2 separate regions of the Homo sapiens genome follow, and region 2 is linked to region 1. The links are chromatin contacts, found by Hi-C or POLR2A ChIA-PET in ENCODE. All regions are on one chromosome and are shown on one strand. Each heading gives the region's core, a stretch centred on a gene start or an enhancer-like site at or near the end of the contact. The rest is flanking DNA. Distances are from core to core; before and after follow the strand shown.

Region 1 (4,067 bases), core at 474-2,973:
AAAAACACAGCCTGCCCTATAATCTCAGGATTATCTTCAATTAAACAGATGTTAAAAGAAAAAGCTGGTGACCTTCAACACGTAAAAATGCAGTATATAACACATAGCAGTATTTTTTAAAAATAATATTATTATTATTACAACTTTAAAAAGAGCTAACAATTTGAAACAATGTAAACACTGAAGCATCCATGTGAACTTCCAGAGACAGTTTGTAAAGTGCTGGCTGGGATGATCTCCAAGATCCTCCTGACCCTGGTCTCTGCCTCCTCCCTCACCATAACATCTTGAACAGAAAGCAGTGAAAACATCAGTGGCAGAAGCTGGCATGAAACAAACAGGTTTCCCCTCCACTTCAGAGGGGAAAGAGAGGAGAGAAGAAGAGAAGGTAACAATTACTGCCACAAACTCTACCTTTTCAAATAAATCTTTATATACCTAAAGCTAGATAAACCACCAGCTAAAAAACAGAAAGGTATGCAGATGCTCAGAGCTAAGAGGGCCCTGCCAAGTCCTCCTTCTGCCCCAGGGCTGAAGCCTTACCCCTAATAACTCAGTAGCTTCTGCTACAGAGAACACCAGATCCCCTTGAACAAGTAGTTCAAACACTTTGGAGACTGGCTAACATACCTGCAGCAGCGATGCACACAGATGGCAGATCTTCACAATGCATGCTGTGGCATGTTTATTCATTTTTAACCATGACAGTATTCTTTTGCTGTCTATCTTCAGGAGAAGGAAAATCACTGTTATATCTTAGGTCTAGAAGAACTAAAAGGCAGGGATAATTAGGAAAAAGAAGAAAAGACAGAGGTGGTGACCTCCACATCCCTGGAGCTATTCAAGCCAATACCTAGATAACACCTTTTTTGTTTTGTTTTGTTTTTTGTTTTTTGAGACGGAGTCTTGCTCTGTCGCCCAGGCTGGAGAGTGCAGTGGCGCCATCTCGGCTCACTGCAAGCTCCACCTCCCGGGTTCACGCCATTCTCCTGCCTCAGCCTCCCAAGTACTGGGACTACAGGTGCTCACCACCACACCCGGCTAATTTTTTGTATTTTTTAGTAGAGACGGGGTTTCACTGTGTTAGCTAGGATGGTCTCAATCTCTTGACTTCGTGATCCGCCCGCCTCAGCCTCCCAAAGTGCTGGGATTACAGGCGTGAGCCACTGCGCCCAGGCTAGATAACACCTTTGAAGGCAACTATAGAGAGGACTTCTCTCCAGGGTGACACGTCGTACTGAATGATTCCTAACGTTCCCTTCCAACTCAAACTCTGTTTCTAAAAATAAAGGCAACCCTTTTAAAATTAATTTTTAAGAATCACACAAGTTATACATATATGCAGTCATATCTCAGTACCAACAATAGTATAATGGAATTTACAAAGCATGTTTCCCATGGGTATTTTCTCAGTTAATCATTGCCACAGCCCTGCAACATAGCCATTACTGTTATTATCCCCATTTCAGAAGTGGGGCAGGGGCTCTGAGTTTAAGTAATTGCTCTGAGGTTAGGCAGTTGGAAAGCAGTAATTGCTGACAGCTCTAGGTTTCCCTCTGACATTTTCCTCCTCCTCTTCCCTTATCTTCTCCCCTTTTTGTCTTCTGAAAAGTACAGTTTCATAATGAGAAAATGGAGGAGAGAAACAGAATGAGCCTCCTGTACAGGTAGCTGACTGAATCCCTTCCCGTCACTTTGTACCACAAGATGATTCAGGGAAGACTTACTCATAACCTCGGTGTGTAATGAATATACTGAGTTGTGCAATAATTTTTTAAAAAATGGTTCATGCATATCTGAACCAATTTTGAAAAGAAAAAAATTAGTCCCTTTTTTAAGTTTAAAAAAGGAAGCATTTTAGTCTAAAGTGAGGAAATGAAAGGGAGGAGGTTTGGGGTTTTTTTTCTCCTTTTTCCAAATTAGGCTCTATCATTCCCACCGGTGATGAGTGCTCGCTGCTTCTGAGATCACAATGAAACATGAGGCTGAATTCCACAATGAACCGGCAGAGCAGACAAATGCCAATTCATTAAAGATGGAAAAAAGATTAATTCTAAAAGATAAGTCCCTCTGGTTGGTTATCAGGTTTGAATTTTCAATAGGAGAACCACCTGGTTTTTTATTTTGGAGGCTGATTTTTTTTTTTGTGCTTGATTTTTGGAGGCTGTTTTGGTCCTCAGAATTCAGATCAAAACCAATTTTTCTCAAAAATGTTTTACCAAAGAAGGTGTGGGTGGAAGTGGTTAGGGAGGAGTGATTCCCATCAAAAAGGCTTTCAGTATTCCAGTTGCTTGAAGAAGCCACATTTCTCAAATAACTGGAAGGAAACGAAGACTCCTAAAACCTTGCACTAGAGTTGAACAGTTTCTATAACATACCCTCTCAATCCTCTTTCTGATGGAGAACTCTGGAAGGGAGAAGTTGCTATGTCCTTCTTGCAAAAGAGACCCTTGGGGCCCAGAAAGATTTAGTAATTGGCTCTAGCATACACAATACAGGCTGTGCACATGGTTCGTGCCTGTAATCCTAACATTTTGGGAGGCCAGGACAGGAGGATCACTTGAGGCCAGGAGTCTTGAGACCAGCCTGGGCAACATAGCAAGATCCCTGTCGCTACAAAAAGTACAAAAACTAGCCAGCATGGTGGCACCTGCCTATAGTCCCAGCAACCGGGGGTGTTGAAGCAGGAAGATCACTTGAGCCCAAGAGTTTGAGGGTGCAGTGAGCTATGATCACTGCACTTCAGTCTGGGCCACACAGTAAGGGAAAAAAAAATAACCCCACGGCATAGACTTGTATCCTGAATGACTGATATCCTGTGATATCCTGATTTATATCCAAGCCAGTGTCCCTTGCCCCTCAAGAGGGAAAGCATTTCCAAAGAAAGATGTCAACTCAAGTTCAGCTTCCTGAAACCCAGCTTAGCCACTATGTGTGCCTATACAGAGAGGGGAATGGCCAGGCATCCCTCAAAGCATTGATATCCTCATGGACATAAAACAGAGAGAAACTGGGAATGGCCAGAATGTGTCATTTAAGACCTGTAGGAATGTTCGGCCTGGAGAGGTTGTTTTTCCTTTCAAATTCTTAATCCCTACAAATGAAGAGTGGTAGCTGTAGTTACCACTTACTTCTCTCATCTCAACTCTTTATAACAAACCAATGCAAAGAACTCAAGGAGAGCATAGCTGTGTTTGACTGTGAGCTGATAATAGTAGCAATAGCACCTAATGCTCATCACATGCCAGGCACTGTGCTGAGAACATTGAATAGTTTTATATGCATATTACAGATTAGGAAACTGAGGCACAGAGAGGTTAAAGTCACCTGCTCAAAGCTCTAAAGTAGAAGCGTTGAAATTTAAACCCATAGGTCTGACTCTGGAGCCTGTGATCTTTTTTTTTTTTTTTTGAGATGGAATCTCACTCTGTCGCCCAGGCTGGAGAGCAGTGGCGCGATCTCCGCTCACTGCAAGCTCCGCCTCCCGGGTTCACGCCATTCCCCTGCCTTAGCCTCCCGAGTAGCTGGGACTACAGGCACCTGTCACCACGCCTGGCTAATTTTTTGTATTTTTAGTAGAGACAGGGTTTCACCCTGTTAGCCAGGATGGTCTCAATCTCCTGACCTTGTGATCTGCCCGCCTCGGCCTCCCAAAGTGCTGGGATTACAGGCATGAGCCACCATGCCCGGCCTGGAGCCTGTGATCTTAACCACTCACTTACAAGCTGTAACTCACTCACTTACAAGCTGTGCCATCGTGCTTAAGTTACTTAATTTTTTCTAAGCCTTATGTTTGTAATCTGTGAATTAATCTCTGTTGTTAAGACAAACAGAGAAATCAGACGAAAATGTGAAATGGGGATGACAGCAACTCCACAAGGTAGTTCAAAGCATTAAATGAAGTAACGTAAGTGAAGTATTAATATTTAGCATCAGTATGGTCCCACTGCACAATTCCAAGGATGTTATTTATACACATAGATGTGCTACAAGGCAGTCCTGCCTGGCGCAGTGCCTGTCATGGTAGAAATGTTCAAATGCTATCATTATTATTCATTACCATTGTA
Region 2 (4,169 bases), core at 330-2,829, 150 kb before region 1:
TTGGCTCTGCTTGGCTTCTGCTCTTAAAGCACCATAGTTCATCTGTTTCCTGGGATAGACTTATTCACTTGTAAATCTTGGTGTGTCACAAGGTACTGGCAATCCATTTGGAGAGAGAGGAGGGTACACGTTAGTAAACAGCATCATCTTTTATCCTGTTTTGATACTCCGGTGTTTCCAACCAAAGGAAATGTTAAGATGAGGTGGGCCCTCACCTTTATCATCGTCAAGATTTGTCAGGTGCTTACCACGTGCCTAGGCCCTGTTGCTGTCTATCATACACATTGCTTCATTTCATTCTTTTTGGGGTTTTTTTTGTTTGTTTTTGAGACGAGGTCTCACTTTGTCACCCAGGCTGGAGTGTAGTGGTGCCATCTCAGCTCACTGCAGCCTCCGCTTCCTGGGTTCAAGTGATTCTCCTGCCTCAGCCTCCTGAGTAGCTGGGATTACAGACCTGCATCACCATGCCTGGCTAATTTTTGTATTTTTTGTAGAGATGGGGTTTCGCCACGTCGGCCAGGCTGGTCTCGAACTTCTGATCTGAAGTGATCCACCCACTTCGGCCTCCCAAAGTGCTGGGATTACAGGCATGAGCCACTGTACCTGGCCTCATTTCATTCTTGTGACAACTCTCTTAGTGACCACTCTCTTGTGACAACTTTCTTAGACAAAGAGAAAATGAGTCTCATAGAAGTTTTGTGTGAATCTGTTTTCAGACAGCTGGTAGGTGACAGCCAGGAATCATAGCAGGTATTTCTGATTCCAAAGCTGTTATTATTAACCATGCAACTACACCACCTCTCAATGCCCTCAGTCTCTCTATTCTGCCTGGCAAATACCAGTTTCCAACCCTAGTCCTCTAGGATGTCTAAGGCTTTCCCTTGCTTGAAAAACTTATAGACAGGTAAATATAAACAGCAGGAAAATTAAAAAGACAAGTTGAGAAGGAAAGCTATGTTTATATCAGGACGGGTTTTGGCAGGTGAAATGCACAGGCATTTAAGCATCATTTACTGTTTGGAAAAGGGAAACAGATCAGCCCTTCAGGAAAGACATACTTTTTCTGGCTCAGAGCCCCAGGAGGAATTTTAGAGAGTGGCAGAGCTGAAAGGAAGCTCAGAGTTCAGCTAGAGGACCTTTGTTTTCCTTTGACATGAGTCCGCTTGTAAGACAATTTCAGGCATAATGGACACTTTTGATGAGCAGCTTGGAAAGCCGGCCATTTCTTTTTTTTCCCTTCCTTTCCTCCTCCTCTTCTTTTTGATAACAGCTTTACTGAGATATAATTCACATATTATGCAATTCACCCATTTAAAGCATACAATTCAATATCAACCAGCCATTTCTTGCACCATTGAAAGCAGAGAGCCGACTGAACCTCAGCGAGAGCATCTCTGCTGAGGAGAATTCAGTCCAGTTTAATCAAGAAAGCATTTCCTGAGCTCCTGCTGTGCCAGGATCTATGCTGGGTACATTCCTTTCTGGTGATCTCACACAGTGGTTTTCAAAGTGTGAGTCCAGACCAGATGCATCAGCATTATTTGGGAATTTAGTAGAAATGTCCATTCTTAGGCCTCACCTTAAACCTACTGAAGCAGATGGGTGGGGCCCACTGAGCCGGATTTTAACAAGCCTTCCCTGTGATTCCTAGGCATGCTAAAGGTTTGAGGATCAGATCACTGGTGTGACATAATGCCGAAGGTGAGTTTAGAAAAATCAACCTAGGCCATCTTGATCATATTAGGAACTCTAAATGATCAAAACCAGAATCCCATGTTTCCTGCTAGAATAATAGAAAAATGAAGTTCTTCTTTTTGTTTTTTTTGAGACTGAGTCTCTCTCTTTTTTTTTTTTTTTGAGACGGAGTCTTGCTCTGTCACCCAGGCTGGAGTGCAGGGGCGCGATCTCGGCTCACTGCAACCTCCGCCTCCTGGGTTCATGCCATTCTCCTGCCTCAGCCTCCTGAGTAGCGGGGACTACAGGTGCCCGCCACCACTCCCAGCTAATTTTGTTTTTGTATTTTCAGTAGAGACGAGGTTTCAACATGTTAGCCAGGATGGTCTTGATCTCACGACCTCATGATCCGCCCACCTCGGCCTCCCAAAGTGCTGGGATTACAGGTGTGAGCCACTGTGCCTGGCCAAAACTGAAGTTCTTTAAGGAATCCAAGACTATTCTGCCCCCTACCCCAGCAAACCTGCGAGCGGGTGGGTGCTGGCTTGGGTGCCCTCCCATCCCTCCTCCTGTCTCTGAGCACAGCCCTCAGATTCACACTGGTCCCCACCTAGCCTGGCTGCTCTGTTTCCGTCCTCTCACCTTCAAGTGAGAAAAGGTCTGACAAATGAACACATATCCCAATAGGGCTCACAGCAAAGGTTCTCAAACCTCAGCCCCAAGAACCCCCAGGGAAACTGGTTTCCACACAGATGCTGAGGTAGTCTCACAGATTCTGATTCTACATGTCTGGGAACAGTGGCTTTCAAACCTTTGACTGTGACTCATAGAAAGAAATACATTTTACATCATGACCTGAAACAAATATATACAAAAGTATACACACACATATAACTGAAATACAAGGTGTGATTCACTGGGATACATTTATTTTTTTCTATTCTATCCTCTTGTATTCTATTTTTGTTAAAATCCTGGACATGATGACCCTGTAAACTGATTTTATGACCTTCCAATGAGTCTACTCCTACCATCTGAAAAACCCTGGCCTAGGGCACAGCCTGGAACCTATAATGTTAAAAGGTGGCCCACTTGATCCTGAGACAGGTGGTCCTCTGCCACGGCCCCTGACCCAAGGCTAGTACTCTGCATGACATACCATGGTTACTATTGCTATTGTTACTAGCCTTCTGAGAATGGACAACAATGTGCCCAGGGTTTTATACACAGGACTATCATTGCATTGCTTACCTCAATAGATCATTACCAGAATCATTTTCTGTTGACTTGAGATCTCTGAAGTACCAATAGGTGGAGGAAGAGGTTATTCCCAAATAGCCAATTTCCTTCTCCCAAAGACTCCAGAGGGCCTTTTTTAGTTGTCTTTCCTACCACCATAAGAGTTGCCAGGAAAAGGTGTGTATTGGAGCTTTTGGTATCTATGGGCCTATTGTCTCAGCAGCTGGAAAACATCAAGGACACAGCAGATCTGAGGGAATTGGACCTAACCCCCTTAGTCAAAGACCAACATAGCTCCAACATCCGGCTGACTCACTCACCCTCTAATTCAGGGGTTTTCTTTTTCTTTTTTAAAATTTTTATTTTTACCTCGTAGCTCCAGTTTAAAGGAAAATTCAGGGGTTTTCAACCTTCTCCAACTCAATGCCCCTTTATGAAACAGCTGTTTTATATGGCACCCTTTAATACCTTAAAATAAAATTAATATGTAGTATAACCTGCCTAACACCCATTTCCAAAAATTCTAATAATGTTCCAATTGTGATGTAAAGGAGAAATAATAAAATAATATGTGTTTCAACATAAATGCTTAGGCTGACTACAAGAAGACAGAGAAGAAGCCAAATGCTCACACTTGTAAGTGCCATATATTGGACTGCATATTATTTTACCTAACAGACAGGGCTGGCAACTCAAGTGCCCTAAGCAGCACTGCTGTTGATGACATGATTGTCTAAAACAGCAAACAACTGCTGGTGGAGTTCCAACCAAAACGAGTACTATCTGCTCTTGATATACATGCCTTCCTGGACAAGTCAGTGCAGTGGCAAGCATGGGAGGAGACAGCAAAGAGATGGAGACAATTCCTTTCACTAGAGTTCAGCTTGGAAAGAATAGTGTATTGCCTCTAGGTGGTTTTGGGTGGTAGCTGACAACAAGTGAAGAGGAGTTTGGGTGGAATGCTAATGGACATGTTCCATTAACAAAATAAATTTCTGGGGGGAAAATTTAGAAAAAAGGAGAGAGGAACCAGTAAGGCTGAGTGTGGTGTGGAAGGAAGGGTGAGAGGGCAGACAGTCCCCAGCGGTGTGGCCTAGGGGACTTTGGAGAGCAGGAATGTCTAGAGAGATTGCGAGTGGGCTGCTATAGAGTATGTGATGTAAAACCCCTACTCTGCCTCTTCCATCAAGTGCTCAGTTAAGTTTAAAGTCTTCCTTGATGATGGTTTGGTGCACGTGGGTTCTTTCAGGGGACTC

What was found. Hi-C counts contacts between places; a loop is a spot of excess contacts on that map. ChIA-PET counts read pairs that join two places held with the same protein, here RNA polymerase II (POLR2A). Pooled maps may share reads with other maps.
Region 2: a loop to region 1 is called in a pooled map, with 2.9 times the contacts of the local background. The contact joins two enhancer-like sites. A Hi-C loop is called at or near these places in 2 of 168 maps with a recorded cell type or tissue (PC-9 and ascending aorta) and 8 of 50 pooled maps. POLR2A ChIA-PET finds 5 or more read pairs at or near these places in 2 of 52 experiments (A673 and MCF 10A).

The regions. Positions count from the first base shown.
Region 1 is chr5:154,212,312-154,216,378 of GRCh38, reverse strand. All of the region lies in intron 1 of GALNT10 (polypeptide N-acetylgalactosaminyltransferase 10), which reads right to left. Among named protein-coding and RNA genes, the nearest start is that of GALNT10, 24 kb to the right of the region's middle. Within about 2 kb of position 1,723, at least 3 of the 41 ENCODE cell types and tissues checked have a DNase peak (open chromatin) inside an H3K27ac peak, as active enhancers do; they include PC-9, where a contact is called at or near this core.
Region 2 is chr5:154,365,546-154,369,714 of GRCh38, reverse strand. The region is part of intron 4 of GALNT10 (polypeptide N-acetylgalactosaminyltransferase 10); the gene reads right to left. Among named protein-coding and RNA genes, the nearest start is that of MIR1294, 21 kb to the right of the region's middle. Within about 2 kb of position 1,579, at least 15 of the 41 ENCODE cell types and tissues checked have a DNase peak (open chromatin) inside an H3K27ac peak, as active enhancers do; they include PC-9, where a contact is called at or near this core.